Linked DNA regions of Homo sapiens: region 1 is linked to region 2. The links are chromatin loops, found by intact Hi-C in ENCODE. Cell type or tissue: mammary epithelial cell. All regions are shown on one strand. Links, peaks and the distances in the headings refer to the core of each region. The heading gives the core; the rest is flanking DNA.

The links. Peaks named below come from ENCODE experiments on the same cell type or tissue, not always from the same donor. Only the 100,000 strongest peaks of a DNase experiment are listed, where the experiment ranks them.
Region 1: a loop joins it to region 2, with 5 times the contacts of the local background. A loop is called at or near these places in 3 of 110 quality-filtered maps.

What each region holds. Positions count from the first base shown.
Region 1 is chr15:40,187,783-40,195,782 of GRCh38, reverse strand. All of the region lies in intron 8 of BUB1B (BUB1 mitotic checkpoint serine/threonine kinase B), which reads right to left. All of the region lies in intron 1 of LOC107984763 (a long non-coding RNA gene), which reads left to right. Among named protein-coding and RNA genes, the nearest start is that of BUB1B-PAK6, 26 kb to the left of the region's middle. RefSeq lists a silencer at 4,909-5,109. In mammary epithelial cell, for the core only: no CTCF peak of the experiment used is centred there; a DNase peak (open chromatin) is centred at 4,982; H3K27ac peaks cover 498 bases.
Region 2 is chr15:40,040,384-40,056,879 of GRCh38, reverse strand. SRP14-DT (SRP14 divergent transcript) reads right to left here. Exons shown (of 3, transcript NR_040060.1): 2 at 10,811-10,919. Among named protein-coding and RNA genes, the nearest start is that of SRP14-DT, 9.3 kb to the right of the region's middle. RefSeq lists enhancers at 1,719-1,918, 1,471-2,050, 2,169-2,378, 8,907-9,036, 9,377-9,506. In mammary epithelial cell, for the core only: a CTCF peak has its summit at 11,605 (motif pointing left); DNase peaks (open chromatin) are centred at 9,049, 9,809 and 11,609; H3K27ac peaks cover 713 bases.

The DNA.
Region 1 (8,000 bases), core at 1-8,000, 150 kb before region 2:
AAAAGATAAACAAATGGCCAACGAGCATATGAAAAAATGTTCAGCATCACTAATTATCAGGGAAATGCAAATCAAAACCACAACGCAATAACCCCTTACTCCTGTGAGAATGGCCATAATAAAGAAATCAAAAAATAATAGACACTGGCATGGATGTGGTGAAACGGGAACACGTTTACACTGTTGGGGGGAATGTAAACTCGTACAACCACTATGGAAAACAGTACGGAGATTCCTTAAGGAACTAAAAGTAGATCCACCATTTGATCCAGCAATCCCACTCCTGGGTATCTACCCAGAGGAAAAGAAGTCATTATATGAAAAAGATACTTGCACATGCATATTTTAGCAGCATAATTCACAACTGCAAAAATATGGAACCAGCCCAAATGCCCATCAATCAATGCATGGATAAAGAAAATGTGGTATATATCTACCATGAAATACTACTCAGCCACAAAAAGGAACAAAAAAATGGCATTTGAAGCAACCTGGATGGAATTGGAGACCATTATTCTAAGTGACGTAACTGAGGAATGGAAAACCAAACATCATATGTTCTCACTTATAAGTGGGAGCTAAGCTATAAGGACACAAAGCCATAAAAATGATACAATGGACTTTGGGGATTTGGGGGAAAGGATGGGGGGAGTAAGGGTTAAAAGACTACACATCGGGTACAGTGTACACTGCTCAGGTGACGGGTGCACCAAAATTTCAGAAATAACCGCTAAGTAACTTATTTGTGTAACCAAACACCACCTGTTCCCCAAAACCTATTGAAATGTAAAAAAAAGGAAAATAAAATTATGTTCTGAGTACCACCTCTGCTATGATAAGGAAGGAAATTAGCCATAAGTGGGATAATCAAGTAGCTTATATTACTTATAGGTGAAAGCAAATCTTAATACCATATCCTCATCATAACCAGTATATAAAAAGAAATTAACCTATGCAATACAATCCATTTTTCATGGTTTAGTATCCAAAAGAATTAGAGTTAAGAATATAGCATTAGGAACCTAATAATATTAAGTCCAAGGTGCTCAGCTGAGGGGGAAGAATCAGAGTGGCAGCATAGCTTTTAAAAGAATGAAGTATAAGATACCTCAACCATGATATAGCAGGTATTTTCAACCCTGTGGATCAGAATAACTTATATACCTTTTATTTTCTTATATACCTTTGTACAACTAAAGATACCGGTCCTTCCCAGACTCAGTGAATCAAAAACTGTAATGGTAGGGTCCAAGCATTTACATGCTTAAAAAGTTTCCCCAACTTGCTCAACCTGCTAGAGGACATCTATGAAAAACCCACACTAACATCATACTTCATGGTAAAAGGCTAGATGCTTTCCCCCTAAGATCAGGAACAAGACAAGGATGTCCATTCTTGTCACTTCTATACAACACTGTACTAGAAGTTCTAGTCAAGGCTATTAGGCAAGAGAAACAAAGAAAAGGAGTCCAGATGGGAAAGGAAGAAGCAAAACTATCTCTTTTTGCAGAAGATATGGTCTTAGATAACAAACGAGTTCATCAAAGTCAAAGAATACAAGATCAGTATACAAAATCAACCTATTTTACCCATTTGCAATGAACAATCTGAAAATAAAATTAAATCACATCTCAAGGCAGCATGTAAAAAAGGGGAAAAAAGAAAATGAAATTAAGAAAACAATTCTATTTACTATAGCTTCAAAAATAGTAAAATACTTCACAATAAATTTAAAATAAGGAAGTGAGAGAAGACATATAGATGGAAGTTGGACACAGTGGCCTGTAATTCCAGCACTTTGGGAGGCTGAGGCAGGAGGATCACTTGAGGCCAGGAGTTCAAGACCAGCCTGGGCAATACAGTGAGACCCTGTTTTTTTTTTTTTTTTTAGACAGAATCTTGCTCTTGTCACCCAGGCTGGAGTGCAATGGCATGATCGCAGTTCACTGCAACCTCCGCCTCTCAGGTTCAAGCGATTCTCCTGCCTCCGCCTCCCGAGTAGCTGGGATTACAGGCACCTGCCACCACGCCCAGCTAATTTTTGTATTTTTAGTAGAGATGGGGTTTTGCCATGTTGGCGAACTCCTGACCTCATGATCCACCTGCCTCACCTTCCAAAGTACTGGGATTACAAGCATGAGCCACCACGCCCGGCTGAGACCCTGTCTTCAAAAAAAAAATTAGCCAGGCATGGTGTCATGCACCTATAGTCCCAACTACCAGGATGGATAAGGCAGGAGGATTGCTTGAGCCCAGCCTGGGCAACAGAGTGAGACACTGTCTCTAAGGGAAAAAAAAAAAAAAAAAAAAAAAAGTGGTAATAAGCATATAAAAAAAAAAAAAGATGATAGTAAGCATATGAAAAGATGCTTCCCAGATGTCATTAAGGAATTGCAAATTAAAACAATAAGATACTGCTGCACACCTATTAGAGTGGTTAAAATCTAAAATATTGACAACACTGAATGCTGCCAAGGATGTGGAACAATAGAAGCTCTCATTGATGGGTGGTAGGAATGCAAAACAGTATAGCTACTTTGAAAAATAACTTGGCACTTTCCTACAAGGCTAAAATTAGTCTTATTATACAATCCAGCCAAATGAGTTGAAAACTTATGTCTGCACCAAAACCTGGCTGGGTGTGGTGACTCATGCTTGTAATCCCAGTGCTCTGGGAGGCTGACGCAGGAAGATCACTTGATCCCAGGAGTTCAAGACCAGGCTGGGCAACACAGTGAGACCCCATCTTTAAAAAAAAAAAATAATAAGCCAGCCATGGTGGCATGCACCTGTAGTCCCAGCTACTAGGGAGGATGAGGTGGGAGGATCACTTGAGTCCAGGAGTCAGGACTGCAGTGAGCCAGGATCATGCTACTGTACTCCAGCGTAGGTGAAAGAACAAGACTATTTAAAACAAACAAACCTGCACATGAATGTCTACCGCAACCTTATTCATAATTGCTAAAACTTGTAAGTCACCAAAATGACCTCCTGTGGGCGAATGGATAAACAAATCGTGGCACATCTATACAATGGAATATCATTCAGCACTATAAATGAGGTATTGTGTCAGAAGAAGATGCAGAGGAACCTTATTGTTAAGTGGAAGGAGCCAGATTGAAAAGGCTACATATACTATGATTCCAGCTACATGATTTTCTGGAAAGGGCAGAACTATAAAGACAATGAAAAGATCAATAGTTACAGGGGATTTGGGGAGAGAGAGAAAGGGATGAACAAATGGAGCAAAGGGGATTTCTGGGACAATGAAACAATTCTGAATGACACCGTAATGATGGATAGATAATATTATGTATTTGTTAAAACACACAGAACTGTAAAACACATTAGAGTGAATCCTAATGTAAACAAAGAACTTTAACCAATAATAATGTATCAATATTGGTTCATCAATTATAACAAATGTACCACACTCATGCATGATGTTAGTAATAGGAAAAACTGTGTACAGGGTTGAGGGGTGGGGATGGAGTATGTGGGAACTCTCTGTACTTTCTACTCCATTTTTCTGCAAAGCTAACACTGCCCTAAAAAATAAAGTCTATTAATTAAAGAAAAAGAAGTGCAAAACTTGTATTCTGAAACCTACAAAACACTGAAAGAATTCAAAGACATACATAACTGGAAAGACATCCTATGTTCATGGACCAGAAGACTTAATATTTTTAAGATGTCAATATCATTAAATTAACCTACAGATTCAACAGAATCACTATCAAAATTCCAGCTGGCTTTTCTGCAGAAATTGACAGGCTAATCTTAAAATGTATAAGGAATTACAAGAGAATCAGAATAGTCAAAACAATCTTTAAAAAGAGGAACAAAGTTGGATTCATCCTTCTCAATTTCAAAAGTTACTACAAATCTGCAGTAATCGAGATCGTGTAGGGGAAAAAAAAAAGACTGTGTGGTATTGACATAAGGATAGACAAAAAGATCAATGGAATAGAATTAAGAGTCTAGAAATAAATTCATACATTTTGGTCAACTGATATTTCAACAAGAGTGCCAAGACCATTCAATAGCAAAAGAGTAGTCTTCAACAAGTGGTGCTGGGACCACTGGATATCCACATGAAGAAAAATGAATTTGGACTCCTTCCTTATACCATACACAAAAATTAGCTAAGAATGGATCACAGACCTAAATATAAGAGCTAAAACTATAAAACTCCTAGAAGAAAATGTATAAAAGCAAATCTTCATGACTTTGGATTAGTCAGAGCCTTCTTAGATATGACAGTGAAAGCTCAGGGACAAAATTTTAAAAAACAGATAAATTGCATTTCATCAAAATTTTAAATAACTTTTGGTCTTCAAAAGAGATCATTGAGAAAATAAAATGACAACCCAGAATGGGAGAAAATATTTGCAAATCATGTATCCGAAAAGAAGTTGTATCTAGAATACATAAAAGACTCTTAAACTCAACAATAAAAAACCAAATAGAGTAGTTTCCCCTTACTCATGGTTTCATTTTCAGCAGTTTCAGTTATCTATGGTCAATGGTGGTCCAAAAATATTAAGTGAAAAATTCCAGAAATAATTCATCAGTTTTAAATTACAAGTCATTCTGGCCAGGCGCAGTGGCTCATGCCTGTAATCCCAGCATTTTGGGATGCTGAGTCGGGTGGATCACTTGAGCCCAAGAGTTCGAGACCAGCCTGGGCAATATGGCGAAACCCCGTCTCTACTAAAAACACAAAAATTACCTGGGTGTGATGGCACAAGCCTGTAATCTCAGCTACTTGGGAGGCTGAGGTACAAGAATCGGTTGAACCCGGGAAGCTGAGGTTGCAGTGAGCCACGATGGCACTACTGCACTCCAGAATGGGCAACAGAGTGAGACTCGGTCTCAAAAAAAAAAAAAAAAATTACAAGGCGTTCTGACTATCCTGATGAAATCCCATATATTCCCATTTTGTTCCACCTAGGATGTGAATCATCCTTTTGTTCAGCATCCACATATTAGTCACTTAGCAGCTGACTCGTATCAGATCAGCTGTCCCAGCATTGCAGTTCTTGTGTTCAAGTAACCCTTATTATACTTAATAATGGCCCCAAAGCACAAGAGTAGCGATGCTGATGATTTGGATATGCCAAAGGTGAAAGTTCTTAACTTTTATTTTATTGTTTTATTTTATTTTTAGAGACAGGATCTGAATCTGTTGCCTAGGGTGGAGTACAGTGGCGTGACCCTGGCTCACTGCAGCCGTAGACTCCTGGGCACAAACAATCCTCCCACCTCATCCTCCATAGTAACGGAAACCATAGGCATGTGCCACTATGCCCAGCCAGTGTATTTTTATTTTTAGTAGAGATGGGGTCTCACTATATTGCTCAGGCTGGTCTTGAACTCCTGGTCTCAAGCAATCCTCCTGCCCCAGCCTCCCAGAGCCAAAGTGCTGAGATTAAAGGCATCAGCCACCATGCCCAGCCTCAACTTTCACTAAAAAAAATAAAATAAAAATAAAAAATAAATCACATGCTGAAGTTGATAAGATTTACAGTAAGAATGAATCTTCTATCAGTGAAATTGTGAAGAAGGAAAAAAAGTTAGTTTTGCTGTCATACCTCAAACTGCAAAAGTTATGGCCACAGTGCATGTATAAGATAAAACATAGTATATAAATGGTTTGGTACTATCAAGTTTCGGGCATCCACTGGAGTCTTGGAACGTATCCCCTACAGATAAGGAGGGACTACTGTAATCCAAAGGAAAAATAGGCCAAGGATTTAAACAGTCATTTCTCCAAAGAAGATATACAAAAGGCCAATAAACCTATGAAAATAGGCTCAACATCATTAGTCACCAGGAAAATGCAAATCAAAACCAGCGAAATACCACTTCACATCTCTGTTAGAATGACAATAACCAAAAAAGCATAATAACAAGTGTTGGGAAGGAATTGGAGTACTCGTACATTAGGGGAATGTGAGAAGGTAAAATGGTACAGCTTTTTTGGAAAACAATTTGACAGTTCCTCAAAATATTAAACATGGAGTTAATCACACGATCCAGCAATTCCTCTCCTAGGTATACAGCCAAGAAAAACGAAAACACATGTCCACACAAAAATGTATACACGGTATTCACAGCAGCATTATCCATAATAGCCAAAAAATGAAAACAATTAAAATTTGTATCAACTGATGAATGGTTAAATAAAATGTTGTGAAGCCACACAACGGAATACTACTTGGCAATAAAAAATAATGAAGTACTGATACATGTCACAACGTGGATGAACCTTGAAAACACTACCCTAAGTGAAAGAAACCAGTTAGAAAAGACCATACACTGCCTGGACGCAGTGGCTCACGCCTATAATCCCAGCGGTCTGGGAAGCCGAGGTGGGCGGACCACTTGAGGTCAGGAGTTTGAGACCAGCCTGGCCAACGTGGTGAAAGCCTGTCTTTACTGAAAATACAAAAGTTAGCCAGGAGTGGTGGCACATGCCTGTAGTCCCAGATACTCAGAAGGCTGAGACAGGAGAAATGCTTGAACTGGAGAGGCGAAGGTTGCAGTGAGCAGAGATTGCACCAATGTACTCCAGCCTGGGCGACAGAGCAAGACTCTGTCTAAAACACAAAAAACAAACAAACAAAAAAAAACAAAGACCACATATTATATTATTTACACGAGATGTCTAGAATTGGTAAATTATCTATAGAGAAAAAAACAGTTGGTTGCTAGGGTGGGGATTGGGGTAATGGTGGGGAATCGAGTCTTACAGGTATGGGTACAAGGTTCTTTCTGGAGTGATAAAAATGCTCTAAAATTGATTGTGGTAAGGGTTGCACAACTCTGTGAACATACTAAAAGCCACGGAATTATATTTCGATGAAGTTTAGAAAAAAAAAGAAAAAAAAGCTTTAAAAGGCTGAGTGCAGTGGCTCATGCCTGTAATCCCGGCACTTTGGGAGGCTAAGGCGGGCAGATCTCGAGGTCAGGAGTTCGAGACCAGCCTGGCCAATATGGTGAAACCATGGCTCTACTAAAAATACAAAAATTAGCTGGGCGTCGTGGCGGGCGTCTATAATGCCAGCTACTCGGGTGGCTGAGGCAGGAGAATTGCTTGAACCCGGGAGGCGGAGGTTACAGTGAGCTGAGACGGCGCCACTGCACTCCAGCCTGGGTAACAGAGCAAGACTCTGTCTCGAAAAAAAAAAAAAAAAAGAAAACTTAAATTTGACTGTATGATAATTAAAAGCATAATGGTTACTGCTACATGAAGCCAAAAGACAAGGACAAAGTAGGGGGAAAATATTTGCAACTCGTATTATAGATTTTTAGCTGATTTTCTTCATCTATGAAGAGCTTCTATACATCACTAAGCAAAACGCAACCTAAAGAAAAATGTGTGGAGAGGTCAAATAAAACATCCATGGAAAAGAATTTAAAATAAAAATAAGTTTAGGTCGGGCATGGTGGCTCATGCCTGTAATCCCAGCACTTTGGGAGGCCGAGACAGGCAGATCACGAGGTCAGTTCGAGACCAGCCTGACCAACATGGTGAAACCCTGTCTCTACTAAAAATACAAAAATCAGCCGGGCGTGGTGGCCCGAACCTGTAATCCCAGCTACTCAGGAGGCTGAGGCAGGAGAATTGCTTGAACTTAGGAGGTGGAGGTTGCAGTGAGCCAAGATTGCACCACTGCACTCCAGCCTGGGCAACAGAGTGAGACTCCGTCTCAAAAATAATAAGTTTAATATTTCCTGTACCATATTAATTTTAACATAAGTCATGTTTCTACAAAATGACTTGAAACATTAGAAAAACCAGACATCTACAAATGTATGTTATCCATTTCTATAAAGGCTCATAGGATTTTCTTTTTTATTTTCGTTATTTATTTTTGAGACAAGGTCTCACTCTGTACTCAGGCTAGAGTGCAGTGGTGCAGTCACAGCTCACCGTAGCCACAAACTCCTGGGCTCAAGTGATCCCTAGCCTCCCAAGTAGCTGGGACCACAGG
Region 2 (16,496 bases), core at 7,430-15,429:
GATTTTAAAATCTTTCTTCCAAGAAACTGGAAGTGTTCAGTAGTCAGGGTTGGATGTAGATGGTGTCCTCCCTAAGATGTCAGCTGACAGGTGGCCTCTCGGCTCTCCCAGGACAGGGGCCTTGTTTTATTCATCTCCGTGTTCCCAACACTGTCACAATGGATGACACACAGCAGGCACTCACTAAATGTCTGTGGAATGAAATACTAAATAAATGCATTAATAGAAAGATTCCCACCTCAATAACAGAGTTATTTCAGTCTTGGTGAAGGGTCCATGCTGATATAAAATTGTCAAAATGGATGACTTGGAGCAAGGAGGAAAACAGCAATGTTGTTTAAGTCCCAGATCAGAAAGTGGCACTCCACATGGGTGCTGCCGCTCTCCCAACGGCAGATTTCCTGTACTTTTCTTGATAACGTGGGGTCTGGATAACAATAATGAGTAAATGCCAAACATAGTGTCATCACAGTGATGAAGCCACAAATAAGCCATGGTGGGCAGATCACCTGCCATGCGCCCTCTCCTCCGGAGCGCAAAGCTAATCTTTCATAGGGCTTTGCCTCCACACACCTGAGGGCAAACTGTAAATTGGCAGTGACTCCCAGCCAGAGCTCTGCGCCTGTGGCCCTGTGGCACTGCTGCGAATGGGCCAAGCACAGTCTGAGTACACAGTGGACTCCTGGCAGTGGCCCTGGGTGGTTGGCATCAGTTATACCCCGAAAGGAGCATCAAGCTGTGTGGGAGCCAAGACTGAAGCCTGTTGGGTGCCGGGCCGGCACGCTCCCTCACCTCCTCCAAACCCTGGCTGCCACCCTGCAGCTGGTCTCCGCCTGAGGTAGAGGAGTGTGGCGCAAACGGTGGCTTCTGCTGGGCCCTGCCTCTCCCTCCTCCCACACCTGACTCAGGGGCTCCTGTAGATGGGTGTCTCTGTTTCCCCTCAGGCCTCCTTTGCTCAATCGCCCTCTCTCTTCCTGCTCTGGTATGGGGAGTTGTCTCTTAGTGGGGAGTGGGGCTTTTCTGCAGACAGGACGCCACCAAAGCCCTGAGCCCCAGGCTACACAGCCTCCCAGGGAGAGTGTTGAACTGAAACATTGCCCAGAGCTGGATCTGAGAGAAGCCAGAGCCCTGGGCCCTGTGAGGCTCAAGCCTGTCAGATTCCTGCATCTCCCTCCCTCTTCCCAGACCCTGGCTCTGGACCCAGTGAGCAGCCCTCCGCCATGACCCTGTGTGCCATCCACCTGTCCCCAGGGGATGTGAGCACTTGCCCGGTAGCCCGGGGCTGGGGACATGGGCAAGCTGTTAGGATGGGTTCAGCCTCTGCTCCAGGCTAATGCTCCTGAAGGTGTGTCCCAGCCAGGAAGCTGCTGGCACTTTTTGTCTCATTGTCTCAGTGTAAGCAGTATTCGGAGGTGTCCCTGGAACACCTGGTTCAGAGGGCAGCTGGGTATTTGCCCAGGCTCTGTGGCAACCTGCCCTCTTCTGGGATAGCCAGAGGGCTGACCCTGCCAGAGTTGTAGCACCGTGGCTTCAAGGCTGTCTTGACCAGCAGAGGCCTGGCCCTGCCACATCTCACTTCCTCCTGTTCCTCCCGGTCCTTCCCAGTCACCTCTTACCCTCCACTCACCCTCTCTTTCTGGAGCCCTGCATCCTACCCCAGGGGAATGCCCAGCCCACACCCAGGCCAGTCAGCTTCTTCCAGAAGGCAGCAGAGCTGGAGCAAGCCCAGGACTGGGGGGCCTCATGGCTGATTTCCCTTCTCAGAAACCTCTCTGACCTCCCAAACTGGAATCTCTGCCTTTGGCTTGCAAGCCAGGAATCACATATGGGTCACTCAACCAGAGCACTCTTGTGGTATGTCCAGGTCAGAGGGCAGCAAGGCCCTCTCATGCCATCCCCAGCAGCTGGACAGAGGGCGAGGAGCCTCTCCTGGCGCCTCAGGCCCTGAGCCTCTCAGGTTCCCTCGAAGGGAGGGGCTCTGCAGAGCCAGCTGCAGCTGTGGGAAACCACACACCACAGCCTGCAGGTGCAAGGGGCCTGGGGGAAGGGGAGAGGATTAACTGTTTCTTGGGAGCAGGCCTTCTCCATCCAATCTATTCCCAAATGGTGGCTCCCCCAGGATGCGGGGTAACATGCTCAGCAGGGGTGTGGGGTGGGAAGCTGGCCGTGGAAGAGTCACAGGGCTCGTGATCCAGGGATCCCAGAGACAAACACCTGCCTGAGAGGCCCTGAAGCCCACAGAGAGAGGCCAAGATACTCTCACTGACTCTGGGTGGCTTCAGAGGCCACTGAGAAACCCTGGGCACCGTGTCCCACTTCATGTCTAGTTGCCACTCTCTGGAGCAATTTCCTCCAAGTCATGGGACCTGCCCAGGGGAGGCAGAAGGGAGCTTCATTCTTGGGCTGTGCAACTCACCCCACCTGGGGTCTGCCCACTGAGGACCCTCAGAGTGATGCCAAGAGGAGCACCGGGCCGGCCTCAGTGGGGGCTGAGCAGGCGGTTCCTTCCCCCTCAGCCTGGGCCTCTGCGTGGTAACCGTGAGTGTGAGTGAGTAAACCCCAGCTCACCAAGGCTGGGACGCTGCTCTGGGGTTGTTAAAGGGGCTGGAAGCCATTCAAGGGGAAAGTTTCACAGTTTCCCAGAATGGCTCCTTTCTGCCATGCTGTCCCCAGAGGCTAGTGGGATGTTCATGCTGCCCATGTGCCTGCCTGTCACAGGTCCAGGTTGGTCTGATCTCTCATCTTGCCAGTTACCTGCGTCTTGGTGGAGCACCCACCGAGAACAGTGTCCTGGCAAGAGGCCCAGGGGGACCCAGCCCCTGCGGGAAGAGGCCAGCCTTGCCTTTGTGTGAGTCCTGCTTCACCCCCAACTTTCTTCTCACTCTTCCCATTCTTCTACGAGAATAAGTAACTCATTCCCTTACACTTGATTTTCCCTAAATGTGAGAAAGGTGACGCCGTCTAGGAGAAAAGTGACTGAGTTCACTCCGCACACATGGGCACCCACTGCTTGTCAGGCTTGGAAGGTAGACACACATTCTTTCCCTGGAGGAGCTCACAGGCTGGCAGGGCAGACATTCACACTCTATTCAGAGGCAGGGCTCTGCAAGGGAAGGTAGCAAGTTGGTTAGGGGCAGAGGAGGGGCCGATGATGACAGAATGTCTGCAGAGCTCACAAATGTTCTATGAAGCACACAGTGCCGGCTGTTTGGAACGAAGCAGAAAGGGGTAAGGCAAAGTGCTCAGGATCAAACTGGGGAGATAGGAATGAGTCACAGTAAGTTGTCTTGACGTCCCCGCGGGGCAGTAGGGGACGGTTTCAAAGGGCTTTCAGAATTCAGGGCAGGGTCTTTTCCCACTTGGGTAATCAGGGAAGCCTTCTAGAAGGAGGTGGTATTTGAACTGTGGGGAATGTCAGGAGGCTGCACGAGGGAACCTGGACCTGAGTTGTGGGGACGTTGGTGCCAAAGCAGAAACTGAAGGCTGCCTCCTCCTGGACGAACTACCCAGGGGAAAATTAAACTTACTGGAAGAGTGAAAGATTCCCCCAAGACACTCAAGTGAGGGAGTGGTGTCTACTGCTTCTCCTCTGCCTGCACTTCCTTAGGAGGGCAGGGCTGATTTCTCCTCCCCGTACCCATCAACTTCTGACCTTATACATCTGCCCCACCCTGCCTTTCCATCCTCAGCTCCCACTTCCTTTCCCTAGGAACTGCCCATTACAATCTCTGCTATGACTTTTTAAAAAGCCCATTCGGTCTTTGTCCCCCTTTCCTGGCTCAGAGCTTTAAAAACCTTTGGGATCTCCTGAGTGACAGGAACGCCTTTTGTCATTTGTAATGAGCATTTCCATCATACCTCAGGTTATGATAAGAAGGCAACTCAAGGTGGGCCCTTAATTTTAAGGGAGAGACTGGCCATGCCAGAAAGACCAAGCATGTGATCAGAGTGTGGAAATTTCATCCCTACTCCCATCCCTACTGCACCGCCAACCTCTGGGGCGAGAGGGAAGGACTAGAGATTGAGTTCGTCATGTGGTTAATGATTTCATCAATGGTGCCTGTGGAGTAAAGCCCCATATAAAACTCGACACTGAAACTGCGAGGAGCTTCCTGGTTGGTGAACACACCAATGTGCTGGGAGAGGGACATACCACATTCCACAAGGAGAGGGCATGGAAGCTCTGCACACACACCGCCCCCACCCAACACCTTGCCCTACATAGCTCTTCCCTTTGGCTGTTCTGAGTCTATATGATAATAAAACTAATTGTAGGTATAGCATGCTCAGTGAGTTCTGTGAGCCATTCTAGCCAACTACTGAACCCTAAGTTTGGGTGGTGAGAACTCAAATGTGTAGTCAAGTCAGACAGAAGTGCCAGTAGCCTGTGGACCCTGCGTGCGCCTGAGTTCTGAAGTAAGGGTAGTCTTGGGGACTTTGACATTTAACTTGTGGAGTCTGACACTGTAAAAAAACCAAACTCGGTTTTTCCTACTATGCTCTCTCAACACGTTCCTGACACCACATGGGGGGGCAGGGGTCTCTCCCCGCCACCAAGCAAGCTATCATTTCCGCAGCAGACACTAGTGGGGCATCCTCCAGTTCAACTCTGACTCTACCTGCCGACAGTGTCAGATCACACAGGTTGAGAACTCAGTCCCCTCTCCTCACTTCTGATGCCAAGTGCAAGCCCTGGGTTGTTTCGCCGCTGCTCTGTCTGACCAGCTAATTGGGGTTCACTAAAGCAGCTCACAGAACTCAGGGACAACTTACTTACATGTGTTAGCTTATTATAAGGATAGTCCACAAGATATACATGAAAAGATGCATAGGGTGAGCTATGGAGGAGGGGTGGAGCTTCTTTAACCTCCATGGGTGCTCCACCCTCCAGGAATCCCCACGTGTTCAGCTATCAAGAAATCCTCTGAACCCTGCCCTTTTGGGTTTTTATGGACGCTTCATTACATAAGCCTGATTGACTAAACCATTGGCCACTGGTGATCAACTTAAACTTCAGCCCCTTTTCCCTCCCTGGAGGTTGAAGGGTGGGGCTGAAAGTCCCAATCCTCTAACCCTGTCTTGATCTTTCTGGCGGCCAGCTCCCATCTTGAAGCTACCTAGGTGCTTAGCGTGCAAAAAGACACTTAAAACTTAGGAGATTCCAAGGATTTTAGGAGTTGTATGTCAGGAATGAAGACCTAATTAATACCTGTTTCACAATATCACAGGCACTAACTGCAGGTAGTCAGTGTCAGAATTGACACTGAATCCAATTGCAGGATGCCCCGTTGGTGTCAGAGAATAGTTGTCAGAACATACAAAGAGGACTCTTCCCTAAGATTCACATCACACTCCTTCTCCTGCCTGAAATGGCACTCTGCTCCCCGCAGTAACTAGTCCACTAGTCTGTTTTTCTAAATTCTTTCTTCCCTTCAAAGTCCACCTCCTTCACAGCTTGGTACTAGTGATGCTGTCCTGTAGCCCTTTCTTGCATGTATAACTCCGCACCTCCCACTAGGTAGCATCTGCTTTTGAAGAGAGAGACCTGGGGAAGGCTTGCCCTGGACAAAGGAGTTGCCCGCTAAATGCTCATCGGTGGATAGAAGGGGAAGGCTGCATTGAAGTGAGGAAGGCTGCTGGCCTGGCGAGCATTCCTCAAGAAGAAGCCTCGGCTTCAGGCCTCTCCCCCTCCCTCCTTCCTCTGTTGGCTGTGAGAAGCAGTGTCTTGGGATGGGCCGGGTTTCGGGGCGCTGGATCTGCAGTTCCAGCATCATTGCCCTGACAGTAAATACAAAATTTTGGCATCTTCTCTGCTGCGATTGCCAGGGCTCACCCAGGCCAACACCCGCCCCCTCCCCACACACCACACTCCACACACACACCACACACCCCCACACTCCACACACACATCCCCACCCTCCCCACACACCACACACTCCCCACTCCAGACACACACACCACACCCCCCATACCACACACGCACCATCACCCCACACCCCCTACACACATCCACACACACTACCTCCTTACACACACACACCCACACCGCACCACACACCCCCACACACCACACCCCCCACACACCACATACACCACTGCCCATGCATACCACACCCCCTCACACGCGCACACACACCATGCACACACAAACCCCCCCCACACTACACACTCCTCACACACACACAACCCCCCACACATGCCACATGACACCTCCCCACACACCACACACAACCACACAGACGCACACACCACACCCCACACCACACACACCACCGCCCCCGCACACCACAATCCCCCACACACCACACACTCCTCACACACACCACACCCCCCACACACACCACTCCCCCACACACCACACACCCTCACAACTTCCTCACACTCCCCCTACACACACACACACACACACACACACACACACACACACACAAGGGCTAGACCATGCCTAGCCTATGTCTGCCTCATTTTGGGCCGCAGTTGAAAACCACTAAACATGGCCATAGTCTGGCCTTGTTACTCCTCTCTCCCTTGCTGTTTGGCAAAGGGCCAGTAGAGAACAGTGTGTTCCCCCTTGCACACTTTCTCACCCACCTTCCACCTCACACACTCCACCTTTCCCTGAAGCTGCCTCCAAAAGCCTAGGTTTATGTCTCCTTCAACAGCTCTGACAGAGTCTGGTTGACCCAAGCCATGTGGGTAATTGGTGGGGGCAGACAGCCATGCTACCCATCCCCTCAACACCCTGGAAGATGAGCAGGCAGCAGACAGGTGGGGGCTACACTGGGCTCCTCCTCCCAGGCAGGCCCATGTGAGAGGTTTCACAAAGTGACCTAGAGGCACTTAGGAAGCCCAGGGCCTTCTTCCACATCACTGCCCACGGGGAACTGCTCTGAGTTGCTAGGCCTAGATCTGGCTTCAGAAAAAGCATGGCTCCTGCGTGATCTTTGGGCCTCCACCTTCACTCCTTCTTCCAGCCCCCACCTCCTCTGAAGGCCTCTCTCAGCATATGCTGGGTCTTAGAAGGAGAGAATATTAGCCATTTATACCCTCAGGGAAATTTAAATGGCCATGTTAAGTTTTAGCTGTAACTGGAATGAAAGGCCTGGTCCCCAGTTACAGGAATTGTAAGGAGCAGCTTCAGTGGAAAAGAGGGTTGGGAGGATGGGATGTGTCTTTCCTGGTATTACTGTGACCCACTCCCCATGTTCTGCTTGTCAAGCAATCTGGAAGAATTCTTGCTCTTCCCCACCAAGTGTTGGGCAATCTTCTAGAATACTACCTCTTAAGATATTCTGAGTCCAAATCTCCCAAGATTTTCTCCCAAATCTCTTTATGGTGAGGATCTGGGGAAAACAAAATCCCATCCTATTTCAAGTTCTGAATAGAATACAATTCCATTTTATCTTGCCCTCAATTGGATTCTCATCCTAATTTCTTTCCCAGCTATACTAGCCCCCAAACAGTCATTACAGCAATCCCAAAGTTACCTGACAGCATTGGAGTCTCACATTTAAAACTGGAAGGGACTTTACAGCTCAATCCCAACTCCCCAAGTTACAGAGGAAGAAACTCAAGTCCGGCAAAAAGTGACTTGTCCAAGGTCCCACGCCAATGAGTGGCAGAATTCAGATTAGAACTCAGCACTTCGGCTGCCACTCCAGTGCTGTTTCTGTAAGGCCACAACCACTTCACATCCCCACTCAATTTAGAGTTTGAGGCCTGGAGTTTAGGTACTATTTTTGGAGACATTGTTGGAAGTTCCAGGATGAGGTATTTATGAAGATTCAGTTCTCATTTCCCTCTCCAAAGCTCTTGGCTGGGTAACATGGCTCATGTCTGTAATCTCAGCACTTTGGGAGGCTGAGACAGGAGGGTCACTTGAGACCAGGAGTTTGAGACCAGCCTGGGCAACATGGTGAGACCCCAGTCTCTATAAAATAATAATAATAATAATAATAATATAAAGCTCTTGTTTTGTGTTATATTGCCCTAGTCAACTGCAACCTGGTCTGGGGTAGGAGGAGGCAGGGGGCCAGGGGGTGAGGAGGGCTGCTGAGCTGTGTGATGTCTCTGCTGGGCTCCCAGCCTGGCTGATGGGGGTTTATCCACCCCGACCTGGGAGCAGGTGTGGGCCCTCTGTCCCCAGAACTTCTTGAAGAACAGTTTGTTCTGCAGGGTGCAGCCAGGGTAGGGGGAGAGTTGCAGATACCAGTACAGCCCTGGAGCCCGTTGCAGCTGCTTCCTGTTGTCAGAGGGCTCCTCCACCAAGGGGCTGAGTTCCTTGACACCTCCACGCCCCTGCCTAGTTCTCCGTGTGGTATCCTGCCTCAGTAGGCCAGCAACTTCCCACGGATACCAAGGAAGGCTGTGTTCAAGTAGCAAGAGCTCAGAGTGAGGAAGTGCCCTGTGGCCAGGCACATTTCCAGCCTCGTGGCTGACCACCCCTGGTGCAAACAGGGTCCTGTCCTCACGTATGCAGGTTGATTTCTGCCTTGTCTTCCTTTCCCTGTCTGAAAGATCTTTCCCATCCTGTCTGCAGAGTCAAGTTCTCCCCATCATTCTCGGTTCCATCTCTTCCCCGAAGCTTTGTCTGCAGTGACTCCCTCCCCACCCCCGCTTCACTGGCCATACTGGACTGTCCAGCATGAGAGTGTGGGCCCTCATTTCACACTGCCTTGTCTTGTGGTTTGACATTTCACCTAGGTTTGTTTTGTCTCCTCTTCAAGACTTGAAGACAGGATGATTTGGGTCCTTAACCACTGCCTCCTACTTCAAACGAGATCCCTTACAGAGCTGAGCTCAGAGCCGACCCTGTGTGTAAGGGCATAATAAATCCTGGCTGAATGTCCCGTCTCAGTGTCTCTGTCTTGGTTCCTGCCTGAATTTCAGTCAGCTGAGCCACAGTTCACCCCAGACCCTGTAGCATCTTGGGAGGAGACATTTGGGCTCCTCTGCCTGGTAGTCACGTTGCCTCACTGCAGGAAGTGACCCAGGCCTTGCCGTCTCCCAGCTTGTGGGCCTTCTTGCCTCCAGGTTCCCCTCTGACTAATCATGAGAGTGCTATGGGGCTGACTGGAAGCGACCACTCCTGTCCCAGAAGGGACTTCCCCAGCCTGAATGCTTGCAGGTGGACGGCAAGGGAAGGGGGATAGTGCTGGTAATATGCAAGGTGGTGCCCTCGTCCAGTTCCAGGGACACAGCTCATAGAACACTCCCAAAAGGGGCTGTTCAGCCTGTCTCCATTCTTGCAGCTCTCTTCACCCCAAGCCTCAGGCCGGGCCTGGCTCGTTGTCCCTGGGGGGTCTGAAAGGGGCTGGAGTGGGGGTGGAGTGAGCAGCAACCCGGGACTCTCAGCTCAGCGCTTTTCCCCCCATTGTGAAATGGCCTTGGATAAGGGCCAAGCAGGAAGCTGCCTCCTATAGCTCCGTGGCCTGGCGCCTGGGGTGTGAGGACGGCCCCAGGCCCTTCCCTTCCCAAGGGAGGGCTGAAGCTGACACACGGAGTCCACCTGCATGGAGACACTGAGCTGCCCTTGGCTAAGTCATGAGGGGCCTATGCCCTCCCTCCTGCTCTCTGTGCCAGCTAGTTTGTGGCAGGCAGAGGGGTGTGTGGAAAGTGCATGGGCCTGGGGCTCAGGGCTCGGGGCTTCCAGTCTCACCTTTGGCATTACCAAGCTTTGTGATCTTGGTCAAGTCATTTTCCCTCTTTGGACCTCACTCAGTTTCTATTCACTTGTGAATAACTAGCAGGTAAAGGGTTGGACTAAAAAGGTCTTGGAGGCCTCTTCCAGCTCAATATTGTGACTCACTGAAGTCAATGATTCATTGATGTTATTACTGGGACTTGGCTCTGATCAGATGGGAGTTTCTTCATTGTGTCTGTCTAGGATTCCCTGTGTAAATCTGCATCTGTGGGTCTGTCACAGAGGTGGAGTGGGCTTCCCCGAACAATCAAGGATGAATGATGACACAGAGGCCAAGAGATGAACAGCATCTGTCGCTTTGGGGAGTCGAGACACCTGTTGGGTAATTTGTGCAGAACTCTGGCTATATAATTTCCTGTCCTTGACTTTCAGACAGGAAACTTTAAATTGGGGACCCCTAATCATCCTGAATAAGGGAGCCCCTCCCCCACCCACTAAACCCATGAAAGTGTGGGGAGGAGGAGGGCAGGAATAGGTGCTCATGCCCCAGACTTCCAGCCTGGCTGGGAATAACTACGCTTGCAATAACTATGCTTGCCTTTCCTGGCCTCAGTTTCCCCTCTTACAATATGGGGTATGCTGGCCCCCTTCTTGAGGTTCAGCAAGGAAGGAAATCCTAGATGAGAAGGGGAGAACCTCTTAAAGTTCACACACATTTCTTGAGTGCCACCACCTGATTCTGTACAAGGATGGCCTTCCAGGCATGTGGGGCCAGGGGCTGCCCATGGAGTGTAGCCTAGAGGGTACTGGCAATTCCTTTGTATCTCCCCAAAGCCCCTATACCAGAAATCCCACCATTAGAGTCTGTTCTTTGTTTAACATCACCTAAGTTTCCTCCACAAATGGAGGGCGTGTGACATACTAACCATTTGTCCTGAACATGTTCGTGTGATTTAGCTACCAGATGGGTTGCCTCCACACAGCTAGCTGAGCTTAGTGAGAGACTGGGATTTTGATGGGGAGGGAGGGAGGGGTGTTTTGCACGACCGAATATTTCTACTCAGGGTACTGCTTGAGAAGGAGAGGAAAAGAACAATGAAACCTAGCTTTTCTGCCATGCTTTCTCACGTATAAGCTTTTATATTCACATTGTCACACTGAACTCACCACAGCAGTGTGAGGAAGATCTTCCCATTTTACAGCTGAGGAAATGGAGGCTCATAGAGATTAAGATGACTTTCCTTCAGAGATACAGCCAAGAAATGCCAAGTTGGACCTGGAATCCAAAGACAGGATTAAGGAGACAGGATTCTGCATGGGAGTGGGAGGGGGACAGGGGCTTGGGATAGGAACCCACACCCAGAGGGAGGGAAAGATGAGGAGTGGAGAGAGAGTCCCAGTTTGTTCCACTCTGCCTAGAGCTGGTCTCTTTTCTGCCTTCCCTCCCTTCTTGTCACCTCTTTGGACAGCTGAAAGACAGCTGAAAGCTCAGCACTCCTGAGCTGCCCGCAGGCTACACTCATTTGCAAGTGCTTCTTCGCACAGAGGTGGCAGGCTCCTCAGCTAGAACAACGCTCACCTCACAGGACTATTGGGGGCTCAAAAGTGGATACATGTAAGCACCTAGAAATGAACCTGGCACTTAGTAACTTCTCAATAAATATAAGCAAGCTATTATCTGAGAAAAAAATAGTCTCTTCTCTAGTGGAGAAGTCAGTCAGCTTCTTGCACCTAGAACAGTGCCAAACACTGCTTGTTTAGCCTTGTTCAGTGAATGGATGAATGATAATCTTTCTGTAACACGGAAAGTTCTAGCCTCCACAGAAGTAATTTTGAAAAATAATGACCACGATCTTGGATATTCTTAGGGTTGATCTAAGGTAAACGACAGGGCAAGATCTGGGAGTGGCTGAGGCGGTCGCCCATGGCTGCGCTCGTCTGGTGAGGCCAGGGCGTCCCCTACTGGCCCAAGACGAGTCACAGGCAGGTCGAGGCCACTCCTCATCTCTGCGATGGCGCGTGGAGGGAGGGCGTGGTGGCGTTGCTGCGAGCGAGGGGAAGGCCAGTGTTAATCACTGACACTTGTGGGCTCCGGAAACTTCCCTAGGGCCCCCAGAAGGGGCTGGGGGGAGAAAAGCAGCAGTTCTAAGAATTTTGGAAGTAGAAGTGACATTAGCAATCTAGCCTAAGTCCTGAACATAACAGTGAAAATACTTTAAAAAATACATCAACTGGGTGTTTACTATGAGCCCTTTACGTGGATTATGTCCTTGAAAGCCGACAACAACCCTCTGAGGCAGGTTCCCTGTGGAGGATAGGGCGCAAGCAAGTACCTCGTGCAGGGCCTCACAGCAAGTTGGGGAGCAGGGTGAGCCTGGGGTCTCTGACTCACAGTCCAGGGCACCTGTGCTGTCTCTCTAGGACACTGGGGCTTGGGATTTAAATCCAGGACTTCATCCTGGGGTGGGGATGGAGAGAGTTCCTGGAGCCCTGAGTTGGCTGAGCAGATACAATGAACACTTGTTGACCAACTGACTGCAGAAAAGAATAAAGGAATTGGGAACTGCCAGTGTTGGAGTGGATTCAGTCCAGGGAGTGTGTTGACGTGTGGCTTCAGGGTGTTTACTCTCTCCGGGCACCCAGGCTTCTAGGACACACTCTCATCTCCCTCCGGCCACTCCTCTGGCCTTCTCTAGGATGGCTCCACCAGAGCTAACCACCTCCCGCTGACGTGGGAGGTCTCCCAGCCTTAGGTTCTAAAATTTGTCATCCCAAAGCCAGACCTGCCCAGTGCCATTCCTCGATGTGTTTAGATGATACCCTCCTTCCTTCATCCAGAACTGACCCTTAAATCAGCACACTGGAGCTACGGTGAGGCAGCTCAGAGCCCAAGGTATAGTTCCCCTCAGACTGAAACTGAAAAGTTAAACTAGCCCAGAGGCCAGTCCTCCGTAAGGTGCACAGTGTCTTGTTGCAATCTGCTCCTGTAGAATGAATCCACCTTGACGAGGAGGACGTAGAACAGCCCACTCCCAACTAAGGGACTGCAGTGTAATAATGCATCCCTTAGCTCATTTACTCCTCCCCTTGACATGAGGTAGGCACTTTTATGACTTCCCCATTTTACAGATGAGGACACTGAGGCACAGAGAGACTTAAGCAATTTTGGAATATGCAAAAAAGATTAGTGGAAACAAATACATTAAAGAAAAAGATAAACTCAAAAACAACAATAACAAAAAACAAAACAAAATAAAAAATAGTGGATGTTTCCAATGAAAAATTATACATTGATTAGAACACAGCCTTCTGGATTAGCTGATTTCTAGCCTTTTATTTCCTTTGCGCTATTTTACAACTCTGTAGGTTGTAGAGACTCAATGGCAATGCAGAGGATTCTTGTCTATGGATGTACAAATGCTTCTGTTCAGTGAAGGGACAACCCTGGGTCCCTCCTGTGCAAAATCCAATTTTACTTCCATTTACAAATTCATTCCAGAATTCCTGATGTTTACTGGATTCCCCTTTGAATGGATTGTAACATACATCTGGTTTCCTTATTAATAATAGGTTAAACATAATACAAAATTTTTTTGAGACAGCATCTCACTGTTTCCCTGACTGGAGTGCAGTGGCACAATCATGGCTTATTGCAGCCTTGACTACCCCAGCTAGGAACCCCATCCAGGAACTAGCGACTGTGTTTTTAAGCATTATACTTTCCAGGCACTGCAAAGTGTAATTGCATTAGAGTAACTGCAGCTGCAAATTAATCAACCCTAACCTGAACAAGATCCTTGACCCTAATTCAAACCCTAACCAAATTCCTGACCCTAATTCAAAACCAACTCTAATTAAACACCTAATAAATTAAAGTGTGCTCTGTCTGAGGAAAAAACACATTACCCCTGCATTTTGGGAGAGACAATCTCAGGTTGTACAAACAAGCATACTTATTCAGGTCCCTTAGGTCGGCTAGGCCCTGAGGAGCAGGGGTACTTTTCTCTGCCCGTCTTCCCATGGGGAAGTGGCCAAAGCTGGTACGGTGTTTTGTGCCCAGGGCCTTCGTTTTGCTCTTGGTGCTGCCTAGGCCTTTGATGAAGCCCCCATGATGTGGGAAAGGATTTGGGAACCATTTTCATGTCATGGTTCTCCTAGAACTGTGAAAGGGAGAGGAAAAACTGAGAGGGAGCAGGAAGGTGTGTGGCCTGCATGACTTAGAGACAGTGACCCAGCGCCATGCCTCACATACATACTGCTCTGCTCCAAGGCCAAAAGCCATTAATCTCTATTATGCATTTAAATTACAATTTGATGAATGATATGTTACCCTAATCACACATAATTGCAAGTTAGGATTTGGGGTGCTGGAAAACATCAAAATTTAACCATGTTATATTGACATAAACTCTCAATTTCATTGTACCCCTGAGCTACCTTTATTCCTGATTGATCACATACAATACCATTTTTCTCACTGATGAATTTATTTTCAGATATAGTCTTATAAATCAATGAACTTTATCATTGCTTTTACTGTTTTAATTTTTTTAATCTCAAAAATTTAAATTTAGCAACATTATTTTACTTCATAGTACTTCCTTTTATGATCCCTTTTATTTATGGCAAATGATACTGGTTTTCCACTTATGATCATGATATTAAATACACAAGTAGAAAGTGAGTCAATTTAAAGAAAAATATTAACTAACAGTACAGGTGGTATTAAGATAATGGCAGAAATCAGGATGGTGATGTTGAAATGATGGAAGGTGTGTGGTCTATAAGTAATAACACTATTTGATACTATACTGTTTATTGGGCATTTACTATGTGCTAGGCCCAATGTTATCAATGATAGCGCTGTCCAGTAGAATTTGTGATGATGGAAATGCTCTACATCTGTACTATCCAAGCCACATATTGCTACTGAATCCTTGAAATGTGGCTAGTGTGATTGAGGAATTAAAATTTTAAAATTAATTTAAACATCTATATTTACCATATTAGAGCAAGCCTAAGGCTCTTACATATAGTATTTTATACAATCTTCATAATCTCAATGAAGTAAGCATTATTTTGTTACTTTGCTAGTGAAGAGACTTAGGCCTTGAGAGGTTGCCTGAGGCCACATAATCAATAAGTAGCAGACGTAGGATCTGAACCCCGATCACTTTGACTTCTGAATAGGTGCTCTTGGTCATTTCCCACAGAAAAACAAAGCCCAAAGAATATTCCATCAGTAGTTGAATTGCACTGGATCCAGTGCAATGCACGCATTCCATGTACTAGGACATAGACATCTCTGGGGGATCATCCAGCCTGCCACCGAGATTTTTGCAGAAGTCCAGATGCTAGTGTGATTGCAATCAGATTAAACTTTCAAGATAGCTAACAGGACTCATGCAGGTGTAGATGTGAAAATTAAAAGAAAAAGAACAGCTGGTGGCAGCGGCTCATGCCTATAGACCCAAGTACTTAGGAGGCTGAGGCTGGAGGATAGCTTGAGCCTGAGAGGTGGACGCTGCAGTGAGCCGAGATTGCACCACTGCACTCTAGCCTGGGTGACAGAGTGAGACCCTGCCTCAAAAAGAAAAAGGAATCTGGGATGATTCATGGTTGTTTTTATTTGAGTAACTGGTCAGACGGTGGTGCCATTTAATAAATAGCAAAGATGTGGGAAGTAAAAAGTTTTGATTTGGTCACGTAATATCTGAGATGCTCATTACACATCCAGGTGGAACTACCAAGTGGACAGCTGAATATGCAAGTTTGGAGCTCAATACAGAGGTAAAAGCTATAATTAAAAATTGGGGAGTCATCTTCGCACACCTCAAGACTAGCAAAGATTAGAACAGTCTGGTGAAAACCCCTCCTATAGGGCCGCCAACACAAGACCACTTTGTGATGGCACCATATGAATAACCTCTAGCATGCGTGTCCAACCTTTTGGCTTCCCTGGGCCACATTGAAAGAATCGTCCTGGGCCATATGTAAAACACACTAACACTAATGATAGCTGATGAGATAAAATTTTTTTAAAAAGGGCCCATGCATAATTTTCATGATATCTGCCAATACAGATGAGCAAAAACATCCTCACATTCAAATGACTGGACACCCATGCAAGAGCCCTGGGCCTTGGTATTACTAGCTCAGAAGTCAAAGTCCTGGTTGAGAGCACCAGATTGACCCACGTTAGGTCATATGCTTGAGCCCAGGTGCTGAGGGCAGTTGAGAGAGTGACCCTCTGACCCTTCTATTTATTTATTTATTGCCTCTCACCAAAACCCACACAACAGGGGATTGCAAACAGGTTCAAATGCTGGAGAACCAAAAGCCAATACAGGTTGGCTACACAAGGTCATCAGCCTAGGGCAGGAAGTGGGCAACGGGCGCTGGCCATTTGGAAGAAAATGTGAAATCAGAGAGTGAACATATTTAAGCCATTAAGTTTGAATCTCCTAACTGGGCTCCTCATTTCCTGCCCTGTCTCTCTACAGTGCATTCTCCACAACACAGACAGGGGGATCTTTAAAAAATATAAATCAGATTTTCAGTGTTCTGTTGAAAACTTCCTTAACGAGTCTTCTCTTTGTATCTAGAACAAAATCCAGGCTTACTATGGTCACGGGCCCTACATAATCTGGTCCCCAGCTACCTCTCCATACTCCTTTACTCCTTGCTCCACAAGCCCTCCTCACCCCCACCCGCACCTGCCAGTCTTACAGACACAGGGCAACTTGTTTCCCCTTTGAAGGTTTTGCTCTAGCCGTTCCCTGTGTCTGAAACACTGTGTCCCTAGATCTTTGGATGGCTGGTCCTTTCAGCTTTCAACTCAAAGTTCTCCTTT